Linked DNA regions of Homo sapiens: region 1 is linked to region 2. Evidence: chromatin contacts called from ENCODE Hi-C or POLR2A ChIA-PET data. All regions are on one chromosome and are shown on one strand. Each heading gives the region's core, a stretch centred on a gene start or an enhancer-like site at or near the end of the contact. The rest is flanking DNA. Distances are from core to core; before and after follow the strand shown.

Region 1 (5,220 bases), core at 2,553-5,052, 290 kb before region 2:
CACAATGAAGAACATCTTATTTATTTATTGAGACAGCGTCTCACTCTGTCACCCAGGCTGGAGTGCAGTGGCGCAACCTCAGCTCATTGCAACCTCTGACTCCTGGGTTCAAGTGATTCTTGTGCCTTAGCCTCCTGAGTAGCTGGGATTACAGGCACCCTCCACCACGCTCAGCTCATTGTTTTGTATTTTTAGTAGAGACAGGGTTTCACCATGTTGGCCAGGCTGATTTTGAACTCCTGACCTCAGGTGATTCTCCCTCCTTGGCCTCCCAAAGTGTTGGGATTACAGGTGTGAGCCACCGCGCCAAGCCAGAACATCTTATTTAAATGAAAAGGGATTAATATTTCACCAGGCAATAAATGTAGCAGTTTCTTTTCTCTCCATATCTACAACCAATGGTGATATTTTATAAGCTAATTCTAAAGAGAAGCATTTTTTTTTAAATGATAAAAGCCACGTTTTGCTCAGAACTACTACTGTTCACATACCACATAAGTTGTTTTACAGCAAATACCAGTTTGCCAGGCTCCAGATGGCAAAATGCTAAGTTGTGAGTTCAGTATTGTCCAGCTAGTTGTTTTTCTGAGATCCGGCAGCATGTACTGTTGAGAGAGGACACTGTGTTGCCGCCACTTCTCATAGCTGTCTACTATGGTAGACCATTCATGTCTTTAAAATGCAAGTCTTAGCAAAAAGCCTCCCACAAATTCAGTGGATATCACAATGTTCTGTTTGATAAAGTCAGTTGCTTCTTCAACTGTATTGTTGATTTCAGGTGCTGCTTTATTTGCTCATTTCTTAGTCTGTCTTTTTTTTTTTTTTTCTTTTTTGAGATGCAGTCTTGCTCTGTCATCAGGCTGGATTGCAGTGGCGTGATCTCGGCTCATTGCAACTTCTGCCTCCTGGGTTCAAGCGATTCGCCTGCCTCAGCCTCCCAAGTAGCTGGGATTACAGGCGCCCACCACCACGCCCAGCTAATTTTTGTAGTTTCAGTAGAGATGGAGTTTCACCATGCTGGCCAGGATGGTCTCGATCTCCTGACTTGGTGATCCACACGCCTCGGCCTCCCAAAGTGCTGGGATTACAGACATGAGCCACCACGCCCGGGCCTTAGTATGTCTTTTTGCTTTATGTACGTCTCTTTCAATTCTCTTCCAGTCAATCTGGAAGTCACTGCAGTTGCTGCAACCTTCCCAACTTTTGGGAGCAAAAATCCTGCATACCAGCCTGTCACGCCACACATTCCAATCTGGGTAGCTACTGAGTATTTCTCTGTAACACCATAGGTCTCCAACTGGGGCCAAACACTCAATTCCACCGCTGATGTCTTCTTGCATACTCAGTTAAATCCAACACTTCATAAGAGTCGTCATCACTTTCATATTCTTGGGGGCTGGGGTTAGAGGTCACCATGATACCACAGGTGGCCTGTTTTGGGGTGGTCCTGCCTGCCCTCCTCTTCCTGGCACTTTCAGAAAATAAGTAACAGAAAAATACTGAGAAGAAAATAATAATCTTATTAAGCAAATGGGCTTGTCACCGGTGGAGGATGTCCAGGTTCTTGGCATCTTGAACAAAGAATTGGACAAAACGCACAAACAAAGCAAGGAAGGAATGAAGGGATTTATTGAAAACGAAATTACATTCCACAGTGTGGGAGCGGCCCGAACATAGGGGCTCAAAGGCCCCGTTACAGAATTTTTGGAAGTTTAAATATCCCCTAGATGATTCCATTGTTTACTTCACTTACCCTCTACGTAAATGCAGAGGATGAAGTAAAGTTACAAAGTCACTTACAGCATACGCCCTATGGAGTGGATATTTCCTGTTACAGCCGAAGTGTGAATTGGCCTTATGTTCCCTGCCTCCTGACCCTATTTTCCTGCCTCAGGCTCACTGCTCAATGTACACGGAAGCAATACCATGGTACTGCCTTTGAGAAAAGAAAGACTTTATTGCAAGACCAGCCAGCAAGGAGACAGGAGGCAGGTTCAAATCTTCCTCCCTGATTTGGGGTCTGGGGCAAGTTCTAAGGAAGCAGAGGGCAAAGGAAAGGACTTAGAAATGTTGGCTGGGCAGGATCTGTTTGAAGGCCTTCAAATTTGGCCATTTATGGTACGGTATGTTGAGGTGGATTTTAGCCCCTATCTTCTGGGCCAAGAGACCCTTCCCTTCTGAGAGTTCGAATGTTCGGGTTCCAGTCATGTCCCAGTCTTCTTCGTTCCAAGGAGACGAATAGTTGGTTCTGGATGTTTGTTAGAGATCAAATCTTTTTCTATGGTGCATGCCTGGGCTTTGTGACTTAAGAGTTTTTGGCTCTGTTATACCTGCAAGGTAACTCAACATTGTTACAAACAGAGTAAGCCCCGTTTGGGCTGGTACTGTGGTTACAACGGCACTTATTCCCACCACCTAGAGTCAAGAGCTGCTGGCACACTGGCTGTTTACTTCCAGTTCCCACGGCCCCTATTCCCCTATACAAAATTACACAGGAAACATATGCGTTCATTTAATTAGCAAGTGTATATAAAAACATCATAGACAAAGCAAAAGTCTCTCTTGACACTCTCCATCTTGACCTGTTCACCGCCCCAGACCAGGTGAGGAAATTTGAAGCTATGCTATCTGCAAGTCACTGGCGCAGTCGGAATAAAAGTTGGTCGTGGTGGGGGCGGGGGGGGGGTGGTCATCTGGGTCGGGACTGAGTCGAGGCAGGTGGGACTGAGTGGTAGGGACCTGGGGGGACATCTGGGTCGGGTCTGAGTCCAGACAGGCCACCTGCCTTGGGCCTCTAACATTTCCGCGCAGCGCTGGGCTTTGAGGCTTTCCAGAGCGCTGCCGGGGCGGGGGCGGGGTGAGGTGAGGGGCTCACCCTGGCTCTCCCACCCCTGCCTACGGGCTGTGAGGTCACTCGATTCATTTCTGGAACTAACTTGTAATTCTCAAACAAGTGCTATTAATTCTCTTCCAACTAGGAACGGCCTCAGTAACGCGCCGCTGAGTCAGTTTTCAGGGCGGGCGGTTTCCCCAAGTCCACTCCTGAGGCCCCTCAAGAGCACCCACCGCGTCCAGCTTCCCAGGGCGCTCCTTCCCAGGAGACCTTCTTTTCGCCACTGTTTTCTCCCCTCTTCCCACTTCTCCGAGGGCTGCCCCGCGGTCTGTCCGGCCGTGTCCCAGGCCTTGGCGCGGCTGAGGCATGACCGGAATGCGCGGGAGGACGCGGGGCACGGAGGGGACCTGAGGCACGGAGGGAACCCGGGGCGGGCCGGACTGGCCTGGGCCCTCGTCGGGGCGGTGCTCGACCCGGCCCGCGCCCCCCGCCCCGACACTCGCAGCCCCGCCTCCGGACCCCGGGTAGTTGCCATCCCCTCGCGGGCCGGGTGGGGCGCGCAGCTCCTAGCCCTGGGAGGTCCCGAGGATCGCGAAACGGAAAGAGAAAAAAGTCTGCGCCGAGCGCCTGGCAAGCAGGGCCCGCCCCGCCTCCCTTCCCGGCTGGTCCAGTCACCGACCTGCGGCTCCGGGGCCGCGAGGGAGGAGGCGCGGGGGGCGCGAGGCGGGGGCGAGCGCTTGGGACTCGGCCCGGCTCCCGGCTCCGGGGGTTCTCGTGGCCGCGGCAGCGCGGTCTCTGCGGAGGCGGCGGGGGCGCGGCCAGCCGGACCTCTTCCTTTCCAGAGCGGCCCGCGGCGCCCGTTCCGCGGGAGGCGGGCGGGAGGCGGACGCGGCCTAACCTCGACGTCGACTACCGCGCCGCCCGCGATGGGAAGCGCCTTATAAAGCCGCGCCCGGCCGGCCCGAGCCACTCGCCGCCGCGCCGCCCCGCTGCCCCGAACGCGGGCCATACGCAGCCTCCTTGGAGTGACGGGCCGACCCCGGACGACCCCGGCCACGGACAGACCCGGGACGACCCCGGCCGGGGCGCGCCTCCTGCGGGCGGGCGGGCGGCGGGGCTGGGGAGCCCTTGGCGGGGGCATGCGTGCGACATGGCCTCGGCGGTGTTTGAGGGCACGTCGCTCGTGAACATGTTCGTGCGCGGCTGCTGGGTGAACGGCATCCGCAGGCTCATCGTCAGCCGGCGCGGCGACGAAGAGGAGTTCTTCGAGATCCGCACGGAGTGGTCGGACCGCAGCGTGCTCTACCTGCACCGCAGCCTGGCGGACCTGGGCCGCCTGTGGCAGCGCCTGCGCGACGCCTTTCCCGAGGACCGGTCCGAACTGGCGCAGGGGCCGCTGCGGCAAGGTGCGGGGCCGGGGACGCGGGAGGGGCGCGGGGCCGAGGCAGCCTTGAAGTGCACGAAGGAGGCGGGGAAGAGACTTCAACCGAGATTGCGACTTCTCCTTTCTGCCCGCCCTGGACAGGGGACACTTGGACCCCGCGCCCGCAGACGAGGGGTGCCCGGGCGGCGGGGTTAGGGGGACGGGGAGCCAGCCTGCCCAGCCTGGGGGCGCCCCCGGCGGAGGAGCCAAATGGGGCGGGAAAGGGGCCGAGGCCGGCAGGGCGGGCGCCGGACTCTCCCTGAGGACGAGTCACTTCCGAGGAGGGCGGGGGCGCCCGGGGCTGAGCGGCTCACAGGGTCGGCCCGGCCCTAGCCCCCTGCCCGGTACCTCCCGAGGGCCGGCGGGCGGGCGCACTGGGAAAGCGTCTGGGAGCAGTTAACTGCAGGGTCCGAGCCGGGGGTCGCGTCGGGTCTGGCCGCCGCCCCGAGTTCTCCCCGCGGAGGGCGCGCCCCTGGTCTTCGAGCGCGAGGTGCCACGCAGCCCTTCCGTCCCTCCTCGGAGCGGCCGCCCCGCCCGCGGCTGCCGCGGACAGCCAGGGCCCCCCCGCACCCCCGCCAGGGCTGGTCCCCATTCGCGTTTGATCAGCTGCGCCGCCTCCTCCCCGGCCTCGTGACCGTCCTGGCTCGCGGGAATTCTTGTTTTCAGAAACCGCGGTGGCTTCCCTTTTCCTACCGCTCTGCCCGATCTTTCTTTTGGAGGCCAGGCTGAGGGGGTGGAAGCCGGGAGGACGCAAGAGAGAGGGACTGGAATTGAGACGGGAAGAATTGCGGGGTGGAGGGGGCAGGCCGAGGAGAGGGGCCGCCTGGGAGGGCCGGGAGGGGAGAAGGGGCGGGAAGACTGGAGGACTTCCGAGCAGGTCCCACCCCCCTCCATGGGTGACCACCTGTAGCTCGGAACATTGGGACAGTGGCCCAGCAGCCTTCTTTTCTGCAGTCCTCCTCTA
Region 2 (4,922 bases), core at 2,175-4,674:
TTTCAAAGGAAAAGGGAATGACTCAGCTTCTTTATTAAGATCACTGGGTTCAGGATACTCACATAAATTTAGGGTCACAAACACAGCTACTTTTGGGGGCCAAATGTCATGCATGAGGGGCATGTGTCAGGCAGGGATGAGGGCAAGCTGGAGAGTGCCTGCTCATTTACTGCAGTCCAAGAAAGCACGGTCCTGCAAACATGGGGCATCAAAAGGACAATGGCTTCTGCTATGATGTTCAGAGAAGCCCAAAACACATTTTTTTCTAAGTATTCAATCTCCCAATTTTGAAATGTTAGCAATTATTTTCCTGAAAACATTGCCTATGGTCTGTGAGCTGCATTTGGCCTATAAGCCACCATCTGCAAGCCAATACTGCCCAAGAGAAGATAATATTGGGAGCTAATCCAGTAACCACAATGCCTTACAACAAGACATATAATTGTCAAATTCATTTCAAGTCTCATGTTGGCTGATCTGAGCACCATCTTTGAGAGATGAACAAACACAAAAAGGTTGCTTGATGATTTAAGAAACAAAGTAAACAGTTTGATGATTTGAATAGACAGTATCATCAAGTGATTAATAACTTGATACACTCATTTATTTGACAAAGATGTATTGAGTGCCTTGCATGTACCAGGCACTGTTTTAACCACCAAGCATACAGCTGAGCACAAGGCACCTATCCCCGAAGGTGCTTACATTCTAGAGGCAGAACGTAAATCTAACTAAGCAAACAAGAAAAATAGCAGCTGATGATAATGCTCATTCAGAAAATTAAAAACAGTAATTTTTTAACAGGTGTCTGGCTTTCCTATCCTGGTCCATGGATCTCAAACCTCACCCACTGAGGCTGTCAGAGTGTCAAATTCTTCCTCTTTACTCCTTTTGCTCACGTTATGAGATCACTTGTGGTATGTTTTAATAAATTGAAGGCCACTTTATTTTAAAGTAGTTACACTTTAATCTTCTTGACTAGATTTGGTGGAAATATCAATCCAGGAGGAATTTAGGGAAACCTCTAATCTAATCAACAGCTTAATTACAATGCCTGGGTCAGTGCTGCAGCTAGTTAATTTCAAACATTTTATGTTGCCTCCTTTTAGCTTCAGTTTTAGAGGATACCATTTTCCAGTGTGTCCCTAAATTCTAAGAATGTACCATTTGAGGATTTTTACCACCTTTTGCGAACAAAGACTAATAACATCTTCACAATGAAACTCTTTTCCTAGGGCCAGGGCTTCTCCCACGTAAAAATGCACATTAACAAACATCTTTGTAAACTCTTCCCTATAGTTGCCCCTGTATGATGAAATGGAGAAATCCGGTAATGTCCAGTCAGAAAATCTGGGTTCAAAACCAGATATTTGGCTCAGCTGGGGACCAACTCTTTGATCTGGTAGTCAGTCACCTGATCCTTGCTGTTTCTCTTTGAAAGCCCACTTCTTGGGGCGCTGAATGTGAGGACTGAGTGAGAGTGTGAATTTGAAAGCCAACTCTGAAACGCTGGCTATGATAGTTATTCTGATTGGAAGGGCCATTAAGGTCAATGGCAATGCTCCTTTTGTGATCAGTTACAAGAAAACAAATGGGTCCTTGTGACTGTGGGGGAAGGGAGGCAGAGCCAGACACAAAGTGGACCTCTTCTGGAAAATCAGCCACTGAAAGGAAAATAAATAAAATCCGTAAAGTTATATTTCAATTCAAAAAGAAATGTGGATTGTATGTAATGGCAAGAGGAGCACTGGTAATAATACATGTCTAACATTCATTGCGCACTTACTCTGTTCCAGGCATGGAGGTCAGAACTTTGCATGTATTAGCTCTTCAAATGAGGGGAGGAGAGGGAAGGAAAAGAAAAGTTAAGCTAATAAATAATGTGAAGTTGAAAAATTACCACGTACACAACGTGCACTATCGTGTCCCCCCCCGCCCCAAGCCCCCAGCTCTTTATATATGTGGTTTCCAGACCCATTTCTCAGCGGTCTGGTGTCTTTTGCAGCCCTTAGGGCCCCTTCCGCCCATTGTTATCTAATCACCCCTTCTCGGCCACGCAGGAAGGTCCACAACCTCCCCTGTCCCCCAAGACCCGCCCCCCGGCAGCCTTCAGAAATAGTTCTCTGGTACGTATGTGCCAGCATTTTATGCAGTAAACACATGTTGCCCTTAACACTGAACTGCAGGTTAAAAATGTATTCCACTAAATTGTGCAGCGGTTAGCTGAGCAAATAATGAAAATGCAAAAGAATACATTCAGTATATGGAGCTTAGAATATATCCTTTTGGAAAGCTAAACATTTTTTTTTTTTTTGCCCCAAATAAGACTAGAAATGGATTGCTCCATTTAAGACTTCCATTAATAAACTTCTCAGAATATGAAATGCCTCCAAAATGTGGGGACGCTGGGTTGAAAGGTGCCGGATAATTCTCTTTGGTGCGTGCGCTGGGTGCAGGAGGAAATATGCTAATGTAGCCGTTTGCCGCAGGGCTGGTGTTATTTATACAGCGCTGGCTGGGCAAGGTTGGCGCTGGAGCAGGAGAGGAGGGAGAGGTTTGTCTTCTTGTGTGAGAGTATAGATGTGTGCGCCTGTGCACACGGCGTTCCAAACGTGAATACAAGATCTTAGGGAGGGGGTGGGGAATGCCATCACGTTTATACTGTGTGTATTATAACTTGTGTTGGAGATATATCCCAGCATCGTGCTTACATCGCATGCACTTAGGAGTGGGGGAAGAAATGGCGATTTGGGAGTGGGTGCGGCGGGTCGCAGGTGGCCAGACACTGCGGGGGACTGGCGACCTGAAATTGGCAAAGGCGCCTCCTTGACCCTGCTCCACGGACACAAAAATCAACCTTATTCGCTCCTGGAAAAAGCGCAGAGGGTTGTTCCCGAAGGCTGAAGACCCTCGGGCTTGGGACTGGGAGCGGGGCGCGGGCAGCGGGACCGCCGGGCACCTCTGAAGAGACAGAGGTCACGGAGACCTGGCGCGCGCGGAGTGGGTGGGGGGCCCGCGCGGCTGCGGGAGCCCAGCCTCAGAGAAGACCCGGCCCACACGTTCTCAGCGCACGCCGACTTTGCCGGGACCCGTCGCCGGCCGGCGACCCCTGCTACGCGCGTCTCCTCCTCCCCCGCCCCGCCCGGCGCGAAACGGGCAACGGGCAGGGGATCCTCCAGCCAGGCGGGCCCGGGGTGTCCCGTTTCCCCCGCCCCCCTCCCGTGGATCCCGGGCGGCGGCGGCCGCGCGTCCGGGCTGGAGGGGGCGCTCGCGAGCAGGAGCCGAGCGCAGCAGGTGCCGCGGTTACCTCCACCTCGGCGGGGGGAGAGGGGGCGGGCCGGGGGGCAGGGAGGAGGGGGAGGAGGAGGAGGAGGAGGAGGAGTGGGGCCGGCTCCAGGAGCTGGAGAGCGCGGCCGGCTCGGCAGGCTGGGTCCAGAGCTCGCGGCTTCCGGGAGGCGCCCGAAGTCGGAGAAATACAGCGCGGCCACCCCGGGAGCAGCAGCCTTTGCCCGCACCGCCGCCCGCAGGGCCCTGAACCGCCGGCAAGGGCGCGGGCCGGGCGCGGCGCCGGCTCCTCCTCCTGCCGCGTCCGGCGCGGAGCAGCGGAGAGCGGCGGGCTCGGCAGCCGGCGCCCGGGCCGCGGAACTGATGAGCCGCGGCGGCTGAGGGCCCGGCCGGCCTCTGCCCGCCTCTGCCCGGCGCCCGAGCGGGGCCGCAGCGCCCGGGGCGCGGGGTCCGGCGGGTGACATGGGGGCGGCCTGACGCACCCGGAGCCGCCGAGCGCTCTCTCTCGAGCCGCGGGCCCTCCTCGGCGGCAGCGGCTGCAGGCGCCTGGCCCGGCGCGCTGTGCCCGGGGCGCCCGCGGAGCCTCCGCCGCGCTCTATGCGCCTCTGCGGGAGCCGCGGGCCCGGGCCATGGCCATAGACCGGCGGCGCGAGGCGGCGGGCGGCGGGCCTGGGCGGCAGCCGGCCCCGGCCGAGGAGAACGGCTCCCTGCCGCCCGGGGACGCGGCGGCCTCGGCGCCCCTCGGGGGACGCGCGGGCCCCGGCGGCGGCGCGGAGATCCAGCCGCTGCCCCCACTGCATCCTGGAGGCGGCCCGCACCCGAGCTGCTGCTCCGCGGCTGCGGCCCCGAGCCTCTTGTTGCTGGACTATGACGGGTCGGTGCTGCCCTTCCTCGGGGGCCTGGGCGGGGGCTATCAGAAGACCCTCGTGCTGCTCACCTGGATCCCGGCGCTGTTCATCGGCTTCAGCCAGTTCTCGGACTCGTTCCTCCTGGACCAGCCCAACTTCTGGTGCCGCGGGGCCGGCAAAGGCACCGAGCTGGCAGGGGTCACCACCACAGGCCGGGGCGGGGACATGGGCAACTGGACCAGCCTCCCCACCACCCCCTTCGCCACTGCCCCCTGGGAGGCTGCGGGCAACCGGAGCAACAGCAGCGGCGCGGACGGAGGCGACACACCACCCCTGCCATCCCCTCCGGACAAGGGGGACAACGCCTCCAACTGTGACTGCCGCGCATGGGACTACGGCATCCGCGCCGGCCTCGTCCAGAACGTGGTCAGCAAGGTAAGGGCCGCAGCCGCCCAGTCCCTCCAACCCTCTCCCTGCAGACCGAGGTCCAAGCCCGAGCCAGCGGGAGAACCGAAGTCCCCAAAGTGGTGGTGCTAGAGTGTGTGTAGGGCATTCCGCATTGGCTTAATCTCCTTCCGTCCCCCAAACCACATGCCTTTACTTGGGTGTAAAGGGAGCACCATAGCCTTTACTAGTTTGCACCCAAACTCCTGTCCCAGTACGCGGATGGAAAGCGCGCCCTTCCCCCACCCTCGGGGCGAGGCAGCTGACCTGTCACCAGCCCCCTCTGGAGGAGTCGGACTGGCGTCGTTCAAGGTCTGCTGGGGGAGTCGGGACCACAGCCCTGTT

The links. Hi-C counts contacts between places; a loop is a spot of excess contacts on that map. ChIA-PET counts read pairs that join two places held with the same protein, here RNA polymerase II (POLR2A). Pooled maps may share reads with other maps.
Region 1: a map of B cell shows a loop between it and region 2 (6-fold over the local background). The contact joins the promoter of PXDC1 here to the promoter of SLC22A23 in region 2. A Hi-C loop is called at or near these places in 43 of 168 maps with a recorded cell type or tissue (A673, B cell, CD4-positive, alpha-beta T cell and 32 more), 2 of 37 single-sample maps with no recorded cell type and 36 of 50 pooled maps. POLR2A ChIA-PET finds 5 or more read pairs at or near these places in 1 of 52 experiments (MCF 10A).

Annotation. Positions count from the first base shown.
Region 1 is chr6:3,750,295-3,755,514 of GRCh38, reverse strand. PXDC1 (PX domain containing 1) reads left to right here and starts at 3,802. Exons shown (of 5, transcript NM_183373.4): 1 at 3,802-4,239. The coding sequence starts at 3,984. RefSeq lists silencers at 3,289-3,458, 3,509-3,748, 4,499-4,578.
Region 2 is chr6:3,455,552-3,460,473 of GRCh38, reverse strand. It overlaps SLC22A23 (solute carrier family 22 member 23), which reads left to right and starts at 3,424. Exons shown (of 10, transcript NM_015482.2): 1 at 3,424-4,568. The coding sequence starts at 3,915. LOC643327 (a long non-coding RNA gene) reads right to left here and starts at 4,771. Exons shown (of 2, transcript NR_147844.1): 1 at 4,223-4,771. RefSeq lists silencers at 3,147-3,366, 3,427-3,656.